Linked DNA regions of Homo sapiens: region 1 is linked to region 2. Evidence: chromatin loops called from intact Hi-C (ENCODE). Cell type or tissue: heart right ventricle. All regions are shown on one strand. Links, peaks and the distances in the headings refer to the core of each region. The heading gives the core; the rest is flanking DNA.

Region 1 (5,584 bases), core at 318-5,317, 140 kb after region 2:
GCTCCCAAGGCTTCCTGCTGTTGTCTGCGTGCAAAGATTTACTGTAAACTGGGTCTGTTTAAGTTGTGAAATCATACTTCCCTGCCGAATGAAGTCAGAGATGAAGTTACAGTATGGACGCAGAGAGCAGACTGTGTAAAATGAGAATCCCCAGAGAAAGGAAGTCATTTTTATTTTTAGTTGATCCTTTCAGGCTGTTTGGCTGATTGCTGCTCCTGGGGACAAGGCTGCTTCCTGCCCTTCCATTGCTTGACTTGCTGCGTATCTCCTCTATTAATGGAAGAGAAATATCTCTCCTTATGTTTCATTGTCTCTGCTAACTAAACAACCTGGGTTTTTTTCTTTCCAACTTTCTCTATCAGAAAAGATCAAGTGAAAGTGACTGTTCTTGATTGACAGCTGAAATTGTAGATGGAGTTCTGCCAACCATTGAGTTTCAAACTGGGTGTATGCATCAAAAAAGGAAGGGGGATATAGAGAATTCTAAGAAAACTAAAATCGAACCTTAGCATAGAACTGATTTGGTTTTGGGTAACCTGAAGTTTGCAGTAAGTGACCTTTTTCCCATTTGGGTTTCTAACAAGTGTCCTGTTGACTGGGTAGCTTTCTTTTTACTGAGCATACAATCGTTAAATGAGAATTTGGGACTGTCAAGGTAACAGACTCAACTCTGGTTATTTGCTTTTTGAACTTTACCTATTGTTTTTAACAACTTCTAAAACATACATGTCGAATATGTTTGTGGTGAATGTAGTGAAATAATTCTACATGCTACCTTTAAATAAATGTCACAGCTGCAGTACCTTTTCCTTTTTCTTCATTTTATTCCTTTCCATAAGTTATTCCTTAAGTTTCTATTTTTAATAGGTAGACAAAGAATAATATAAAGTTCTATTATTTCTAAATATCATATAAAAGTTATATCAAAAATAAAATGTTCATAAAAACTATAGGTTTTCCTAAATTAACTGTCAGCTTGGATTTTGTTTTTGTTTTTGTTTTGACACATGTTCTGTTTATATATCAGCATTGAGTGTCCACTGAGAGCGGCCTGGTGTGTGTGTGTGTTTGTGTGTGTTGTAACGAGAAAATAAATTTTAATTCAGGCTAGGAAAATAAGGATTCTCAACTTAAAATCAACCTAAGTTGATATTATATATTAAAGCATTTAATATAGTTGACCCAAACCATTAAATCATGGTATTAAAAAATTACCTGGTTTAATTTCTTATGTTACAAAACTACAGTAGTCCTTATAATTTAATTTAGTATTCATAGACCTCAAGAAGCAAAGGTGATAGGACTCAATTATATATAATTGATCCCCCCTTCCTTGAAACAAGGGTCAGAATCCTTCTGTATCCTCATCTTTAGTCTTTGAATGAGTAAATAAATAGGCATCAGTTGGTAAAGTTGGAGAGGAGAAGAAACTCATGTATGATTTCAATGCATTCTCTACATGTAGCCAAATGTGTTTCTAAGTTTTCTGAAAATGCATTTACTTTTCTGAATTGTAATTGCCAATGCTTGTGCAAATTTTGCATAAACCTTAATTTCTCTTTTGAATACTTTTCACATCTGGTCTTTGCCCTTCCTTTTATTATTTTACTTGACAAAGCTTAACCTCAGTACAGACAATATTCTCCCCCAAAATTGCTGTGCTGAAATAGACTGATTATCATTGCATAAATATCATCTCCAAATAAGATTTTTTGACTGCACACCCGTGGAAGGCACTGAACTAGACCTTGCAATAAATGTTATTGAATAACTTCCACCTCCGTTCATAAGATTTGTGCTGCTCAAAAATAAGGCAAAAAATTACCTCATATCCTATTTCCCCTGCTATACTCTGAATATAGATTTATAGTTGGATTTCTTCTTTCTACTTTGTGATCTGGAAACTCTCATTATGAAGTAGTTGTTCTTTCCATAAACTTTTTAGATCTTTGTGAGCTCCCTTTTATTACTTTTTTATGCTGATAGGCTCTGGCATCAAGGAGTCCTTACAAGGGATATCCATGGGCCTATTCCTTGGTGATTATAGAAAACAAGACATTTTTTTCTGCCATAAAATATAAATTTAGTGCAAATGTGAATCATATGCTAAAGTTCCATTCACTTAATGGAAAGTTTATCACTATCAATTTAGTAATGTTTCAAGTACTTTTGATTTTTAAAATTAATATTACATATGGCTACATGATTTGATTTTTAATTTTTAATTGACAAATGAATATATTTATGGGGTATAATATGATGTTTTGATATATGTGTATATTATGAAATTATTAAATCAAACTTATGTATCCATCACCTTACATACTCATTTTTTGTGGTGTGAACATTTCACTTGATCTGAGCCAAAAGGCCGAGAAGCGATAATGGTGTGAACATTTAAAATCTATTGTATTAGCAATTTTGAAATGTATACTATGTTATTATTACGTACAGTCACGATGCTGTGCAATAGATCTCCTCCTTCTGTCTAGCTAAAACTTTGTACCCTTTGATCAGAATCTCCCCATCTCCCTCCTGCTAGCCCCTGGTAACCACCATTATACTCTCTACTTCTCTAGTTCAATGTTTTCAGATTCCTCATACGAGTGAGAACATGCAGTATTTGATTTTGAGCCTGCCTTATTTCACTTAGTATTTTGTGCACTAGGTTCAACCATATTATCTCAAATGAATTGCCTTCTTTTTAAAGGCTGAATGATCTTTCGTTGTACGTACATACCACTTTTTCTTTATCCATTCATTTCTTGATGGATACGTTGGTTGATTCCGTATCCTGGATATTGTGAGTAATGCTGCAATGAACCTGTGAGTGGTTAGATTTTAAACATGGTTAAATAAGTTGGTTTTAAAAAATTAAAGGAAGGGTTTGATAACATTAATTGCTTGCTTGAGTTTCACATCATTTAGAAAATATGTTAAATGGTTTGTGCATGAGCATTTTGGAGGTGTAGGCAAGTAATAAATATACTCATTAATTCATATCTTAGAAGAGGACATTGCCTCATTTGCCCTTTTGCTTTTAGTGTAAAAATATTGCATTTAAGGTATACATTCAGTATTGCATTCAAGGTATGGCACTGAACAAACTGGGATTCAAATCATGGCTTTGTCTCGTTTGACTGCATGACTTTGGGCAATTCAACCTTTATGACCCTCAATTTCCTAACCTGTAAATTTGGAGCAGCAGTATCTATTTAGCAGGGTGGTTGTTATGAGTATTATAGATAATTCAATGTAAAATGCCTTATACATAGTCAGTATTAGATATATAGTAACTATTAGTATAGCTTTTAGCAGGCCTTGAAAATGTGTTCAGAAATCATTTAGGTCTCTGAAATTATATTTGATCTGTAAATTTTATTAAGCCTATCATGTTTAAAGTGATGGCCTTCCTGCTTTTTCTCTTAGTATTCCTATACCTCACATTGCTTTCCTTAACCAATTAGTTTATAGAAAATATTCAATGTATAACCACAAATGAATTTTTTAAAAGCCTACATAGCAGGACTTAAACATACAAATGAGTCCTTTAAAATGCCCCCACAGGGGAGTTCTATATTACACCAACATTACTGCCATTGTTTAAGATCATTTTAGAGCTTCCCTTTGAAAATTGCCTTCAAAGTCAATATGTGAACCACCCAAGAAAATCGATTACATTACTTTAGAGTCATTCCTTATTGTAGTTGAAAGAAAAGTGTCACCTAGCTTGACTCTCCATTTATTAAAATAAAATTTACCTTAGAATTACTTTTAGATCTTACCCTTTCTTTTCCTTTTTTCCTTCCTTCCTTCCCTCCTGTTTTTGGTGCCTATCCAATTCCAGTCAAAAAATATTTACTAACTACCTACTATATGTTGCACTGGTGAACAAAAAAGATAGATTCCTGCCCTCATGGAGCTTTGCATTCTAGCATTCATTTCTTTTTTCTTTTTTCTTTTTTTTTTTACTGAAGAGGACCCCAACTCTCCCTCCAGTAATTCCCTCTCCTTCATCCCATGAAGACTGAGTGGAAAGGTAACTCCATGTGCTTGCTTTCTTACTAGAGAAACTAAAAAGGCCATGTAGATCCCTTACTCTATATAGATCCTTCTTCTTAACTCCGGTACTGTCAAGAGCATCTTGACCAACTAGATATACTTCCTCAAGGGAAAACTGAACCTTGAATGGGATGACGCAGAAACAGATTTTATTTATTCTTATCATAGCAGTGCCAAGGCGGGACTTCCAGGTGTTTCCTGTGACTGAGATAGGGACTGCCTGCTGCCTATTCCCATCTTACTTCCTTTTGGTCCTATAAACAACTTCATGCCCTTCCAATAAATTATTAATATTATGATTCCTAGGCTGACTAGCTAGTAGTAATTTCTGCTGCTGGTGTATACAGATAATATGTCAGCTATTATTTCAGCTCTGATGGTGATGTTAGGTTTGTGTTCAGAACAGTATTTGTGCAATTATTTGAATATTTTATTCTATTTTATCCTCACTATTGTCCAAAAATATGTTAGAGAATGCAAACAGGAAAATGCTTATACGAGTAATAAAAAATAAAACTCTCAAATGAAGATAGTTGAGATAAAATGAAAATTTGGCATGTAGACAAGAGAGAATCATTAGACTCAATAGAATTAAGCTAATTGATTGCAAATTCATTTATGAGAAAAAAGAAGAAAACCAAAGCACACCTATTAAATGCTTAAAATATACTACCAAAGTTTGTGTCTCTAAGGAGAAAGAAAATAGAACAGATTTTTAAAAATAAATAATATTTTATCTCTTTAGGAACTTCCCTATATATTTTTAAGTCAATTTTGTTTTCTGTTGGCACATACATATTTTTAGGCATTAATGATGTAGTTATGTAGTAATAAACAATAAAGAACATAATTATTTAACCATAGAGAAATGGTTAAATAAATTAGGATACATTTATATGATGAAATGCTATATAGCCATCAAAAACTATTTTCCATGAATATTTACAGGTTCGGGAAAATGACCAAAATAAAATTACCTAGGGAGGAGAGAATACTAAATATGAATTATGAGGTATCTAAAATGGTCAAACTTATAGAAGCAGAATAGAAATGGTGGTTGCCAGGGGCTGGGGAAAGGGGGAAATGAGGAGTTTCTATTCAAAGGGTATGAAGTTTCAGTTATGCAAGAAAACAGAAATTTGCTGTACAATATCATTACTATAGTTAACATTATATTGTATGCTTAAAAATTAGTTATTGGTAGATCTCATATTAAATGTTTTTAACACACACACACACAAAGCTAGATTAAATATATTATCCCAAATTTGCTTTTAATACTCTTTGTTTATTTACTTATTTTCTAGAGATGGGGTCTTGCTCTGCTGCCCAGGTTGGAGTGCAGTGGTGTGATCATAGTTCACTGCAGCCTCAAACTCCTGGACTCAAGCAGTCCTCCCACCTGGTCTCCTAAATAGCCACCACCCTGGCATAAAACTTTTTATACACACGCACACGCGCACACACACACGCACACACACACACACACATATACACACACACACACACAAACATATGTATA
Region 2 (5,584 bases), core at 376-5,375:
TTCTATGGTTTTTCTAGTGCAAACCAGAAAACCTGCTAGACCAATTCTAAAAGAGCTGTAACACTTAACATTCATATTTTCAAAAGACTTTGTTGGTTGAATAACTGTTCATTCATTTGGTCATTCTGTGTGCCCTCTACTGTGCTTCCTAAAGTTGCATTTCCCAAGCACATTTAAGAAGAGATTACTCCTCTCACCCAGGGACCTCCAATGGCTCCCCATTGTCTGCAGCAATGTTTCTCAAACATTCATGTGCATATGAGTCACCTGGGGATCTTGTAAAAATGCAGATTCTGATGCATTTGGTCCAGGGTGGCGCCTGGGCTTTTTGTATGTTGAAGTTTCCAGGTGTTTCCGAGGATGCTCTGGCTTTGACCTCACTTTGAGTGGCGTGGGTCTACAGGATGGGCCTGTCCCTCTACTCTCTGGCCTTCCCAGGACATTATTGTTTTTCCAGATACCTGCACAACCTCTGCTTCTATGCTTTTGGGATGCTAGTATTCATCCACATCTTACTTGCCTCTATCCACAGAGCCCATACTCTCCACAAGCTTTTCTCAGATTTGTCTCTACCCTGCCCAACAATCAGAAACACTGTCTCCCTCTCTTGTTCTCCTCTTGCATTTTGGTTGGAAATCAATTTTCCAACTTAGTACTGTCTGCTGGACTGTACATATTGGATGTGTATCTGTCTCTACCAATGAACTGTGAACCTCCGGTGGAGAACATCCCATTCTGTACATTTTACCTTCTTCTGCCGCATTCTGCACAATTCCTACATAGAGCAACTATAAATAAAAGTTGAATTGAATAAAATTCACAAATTGTATAAAATCTCTTTTCTAGATGGATTTCTCTTGACTGGGTGAAACTTGCTGACATTCAGATAAATCTCTTCAACGTTCTTTCCTGAAAGGATGTCTTACTCCTTGGTAGTTAGGGATCGCTCCTGGGTGTTTTTAAAAGAGATTTTGACTTAGAAGATCTGTGAATGTGACTATGTGGGCTAAGCTTCTTAAAGGGGCAACCCAGCTGAGAATCACAAAAGAAAGCGGAGGCTGCTACTTTTGCCGACCGACCGTACAAGCTGGGTTTTTATTGTTGCTAATGAGAGCCACTCGTGTTGACTGTCTAACAGGAAGTACCTTAATCCTTTCTCATTAGACTTCTAAAATTAGCCTTGCTTTGCCCTGCTGGAAGAATCATGAAATGTGCTACCTTTTCAGATTTAGGTGGGATGATAGAATTGAAGGTCCATTCCTAGAAGCTGGACAGATATTCCTAGCTGGGCAGTATTAATGAATAAGCTTTTTGAATCAGAGTGACCTGGGCTCTAATTTTAGTGCTGCAATGTGGTAACTTTGTCATCTTGAACAAATTAGTTAGCCAGTTTGATTCTCGGTTTTCTCATCTTTTAATGGGGTAATCATACCGCTTTGAAGGAGTATTAAGATTAAATGGAAGAATGTGTATCAACAAATAATGGTGAATGTTATTGCAATCAGAGCTCTCGCATGTCACCAGCCAATCTTTCAGGGCTGTAAGGGAAAACTATTTCCTTCTCTCCACCAACTAAAGGAAAACTGTTTTTTTTTTTTCCTCTACTCTCTACTACCCTCAATACTTTACTTCTGACACCAGATGTGTGGGTTTTCCACACCAGGCAATTCTCCAATTCTCTGTAGACACCAACTGTGTGTCCTACAATTTAAGTCAATTCTGACACGATCTACTTGGAGATAGCATCAAATCCCACAGGTTACGGGATCAGTCCCATAAGACTGGCCAGGTGTGGTGGCTCACGCCTGTAATCCCAGCAGTTTGGGAGGCCGAGGCGGACAGATCACAGGGTCAGGAGATGGAGACCATCCTGGCTAACACGGTGAAACCCCATCTCTACTAAAAATACAAAAAATTACCTGGGCGTGGTGGTGGGCGCCTGTAGTCCCAGCTACTCGGGAGGCTGAGGCAGGAGAATGGCGTGAACCTGGGAGGTGGAGCTTGCTGTGAGCCGAGATTGTGCCACTGCGCTCCAGCCTGGGCGACAGAGCGAAACTCCGTCTCAAAAAAACAAACAAAACAAAACAAAACAAAAAAAACGGCCTCTACTTCAGGCCGCTGACAGGTCCAGGTTGTCACCTGTGTTTCTGACTGGCTGGTTATAAATCAGAGGGTCCTGTGACATCCTCCTTGGGTTTGATAATTTGCTAGAATGGCTCACAAAACTCAGGAAAACATTTATTTACATTTACCAGTTAACTCAAGAACAGCTAAATGGAAGAGATGCAAAGGACAAGGCATGAAGGAAGGAACACAGAGCTTCCATGCCCACTCTGGGCATGTCATCCTCCTTAATCACCAACCCAGAAGTTCTCTAAACCCTGTCCTTTTGAGTTTTCATAGACATTTCATTCTGTAGGCATGATTGATGAAATTATTGACCAGTGATGATCAATTCAGGCTTCAGCTCCTTGCCCCTCGGAGGTTAGGGGTAAAGTTCCAACCTTCTAATCACATGATTAATTCCTCTGGCATCTAGCCCCCATCCAGTGATTTTCTAGGGGCTTTTGAAAAATCACCTCATTAATATAAACTTGGGTGTGGTTGAAAGGGGCTTGGTATGCATAACAAGAAACACTCTGGAGCTATTTTAGGAACCTGGGACAAAAGACCAAATATTATAACCAAAGATACTTCCGTAACTCTTATCACTTAGGAAATTACTAGGATTTTAGGAGCTGTGTGTCAGAAATGAGAATACGGACCAAATATGTATTTCTCATTATAAATCACAGTATCACGGGACTTAAAGTCTATCATCAGTGTTTGTTGATCGCATCTCAACTATTAAAAGCTGGGATGAGAGAAGGGCTCTTGACACACAGGTTCTGGCTGCTGTGTTGTACCCACTCACTGCCCCCACTAGTGGCAGAGGCAGTAACTTCATCAGTGACTTGATTCTATTCCAAATCCATCAAAATTGAGACTTTTTAATCTTTTCTGGATCATGGACTTCTTTCAAAATCTAATGAAAACTATTAACCTTCTCCCAAGAAAAGAAATGCAGGTATTTATATAATTTTGCTTTTATTTTCTGGAGGTTGATGAGCCCCAAGGTAAAAACCACTGCTTCCTCTATGTGCTTACAAACTTCTGGTCCCTCATGAGGCGAGAAGCCAAGAATAACACAACGAAGTTGAATTGGCACAATTAAAGATTAGGAAAGTTAGTGCAAGGATGGAGAGAAGCACTCACTTCTCCCCCAATTCATTTTTCCTGCTCAGGAAAACCTAGAGCCAAGATTAAGACTTGAAGGGTAGAGGGAGAGTGGTTTGATAATCTTTCCTGTTATATTTTGCATTGGGAATTATGGTCATTTAATTGTATCTGTGCATTTTAGATGGTTTCTGATATAATACGTTAATCTCCACAAGGTTTGTGATAAAAATGAGTAATATCCCAATTTAGGAAAGTTACTCTGTTTTAGACATGGAAGGAAAGCTGCCCAAGCAGCAAAGTATACTGCTCTTGGTCCAGGTGGTAGATCTCTGTGCAGGGCTGACTTGCATTAACAAACATGAACACAGTAGATGTGGAAACATGTCCAGGCCTTGCTCATCAGTTCCCATTTTCATACTTCCTGAGTAGTCTGGGAAACGTGGAAGGACAGCATGAATTCAATTTAACAGTCCAATAAGTGCCAAAGAAATGATCACATCTCTGAAAATAAGTGTTTTAGACAAAATTTTTCAGATGGTAAAAAAAGACAAATCCTTTGTTTAGTAAACAGCAAACACTTGATACATTAATCATCCAGCTGACATTAAGTGTAATCAAAGGTTCCGTTTTAGTTCAAATACAACTTATGTTCCCCAATTAATTACTTACAGGACTACGTAGTTTGCATTTTAAAATAAATGTTCTGCTTCCCAGATGTCTTCTTATAGGCATGCTGTGACCCTTCTTAGAGAGGCAGATTCTCTTATCACAGTGATTTCAAGGCCTGCTGGGGTGTGAAAAAACTGATATGGTTTAAGTACCACCTGCCATATTGGACCTAATAAGGAATTTGTGGAGCTGGAATGCAGTTCCTACACTTAAGTAGGTTATATTCTTGGCAAAGAAGCTGTGAATTGAGATGATGTCATTCAAGTTTGATTTTTTCCAGAGAAACATTATTATAATGGAGTTGTCTTCCTGACCAAGGGTTAAGTTTTAGTGGATTCACAAAAATGAGGCTATCATACTGGTAAGGAACCTCAAAGGAAATGTGGGTCAGTCCTCTTTCCTGAGTCAAAAAAGTGTTATCCTCACTTTTTCAGATGAGACAAGTGAGATTTCTTTAGAGGCTGTGTTCTGCTAATATGCTAATTATGAGTAGGGATTTTGGAGGGTAAGGGTAGGATCTAGTACAGAGCCATCCAATAGAACTTTTTGCAATGATAAAAATGTTCTCTATCTGTCCTGTCCAATACAGTAATGTAGCCACATGTGGCTGTTGAGTGCTTTAAATGTGGCTAATGTGACTAGGATACTAACATTTAGATTTTATATAATTCTAATTAAATTTAAATATGTGTAGTTACATGTGAAGAGAAGAGGTAAATTGAATATAATTCCTGGCATTTGAAAGGCAAGGCCTACGTAACAAAGTGAAAAGTATAACCAAGAAAATAAAATCAGATGAGATAACTACCTTGCTGGCTGCATTGGTTATTTTAAAATGAAGTTTGTTTTTGTTTGTTTGCTTGTTTGTTTGTTTTAGACAGGGTCTCCCTCTGTTTTCCAGGCTGGAGTGCAGTGGTATGATCTTGGCTCACTGAACTTCCCCTCCTGGGTTCAAGTGATCCTCCTGCCTCGGCATCCTGAGTAGCTGGGATTATAGGCATAAGCCACCATGCTGGGCTAACTTTTGTATTTTTAGTAGAGATGGGGTTTTGCCATGTTGCTCAGGCTGGTCTTGAACTTCTGGCCTCAAGTGCATAATGAAGTTTAAGGATCATCAATCTGCTGGACAATACCAAGGAAAGTCTCAGAGGCATTTAAAAAAAATATTTATGGTATAAGGAAGGAAAAGCACACACACACAAATCCCAGGGATATGGACAAGTACTAAATAAAATATTTAAACTTAAACAAATGCTGTATTTAATGACAGAGTTAGGACACATTTAAAGAAAAATTTCCTAAGGGTAATGGAGGAAGTTGCCATGGAAAATTGTGGAATATACTTTGAAAAACAAAACCAAAAGCAGTTTTGGACTGTGGCTGGCCATAGGTCTAGAAGCAAAATTTATACTACTGTAATTCTTTCCACTTATTTGGTTCTTACTTTCAATTTTAACATATCTACTTTCTCTTAATTTTGATACAAAATACTTAACACGAGATCTGTCTTAGCAAATATTTAAGCATACATGACAATATTGTTAATTATAAGCACAATGTTGTTCAGCAGACCTCTAGAAGTTTTTTCATCTTGCATGATTGAAACTTTGCTCATCAAAAAGCAGCTCCCCATTTCTTGTCAGCTCAGCTCCTGACAGCCACCATTCTATTTTCTGCTTTGATGAGCTAGACTCCT

What was found. Hi-C counts contacts between places; a loop is a spot of excess contacts. Peaks named below come from ENCODE experiments on the same cell type or tissue, not always from the same donor. Only the 100,000 strongest peaks of a DNase experiment are listed, where the experiment ranks them.
Region 1: a loop joins it to region 2, with 2.0 times the contacts of the local background. A loop is called at or near these places in 2 of 110 quality-filtered maps.

Annotation. Positions count from the first base shown.
Region 1 is chr13:59,331,812-59,337,395 of GRCh38, reverse strand. No RefSeq gene overlaps it. Among named protein-coding and RNA genes, the nearest start is that of DIAPH3-AS1, 680 kb to the left of the region's middle. In heart right ventricle, for the core only: no CTCF peak of the experiment used is centred there; no DNase peak of the experiment used is centred there; H3K27ac peaks cover 1,547 bases.
Region 2 is chr13:59,474,552-59,480,135 of GRCh38, reverse strand. It overlaps the pseudogene RNU7-88P. Among named protein-coding and RNA genes, the nearest start is that of DIAPH3-AS1, 540 kb to the left of the region's middle. RefSeq lists an enhancer at 788-1,605. In heart right ventricle, for the core only: a CTCF peak has its summit at 2,940; a DNase peak (open chromatin) is centred at 3,557; H3K27ac peaks cover 4,536 bases.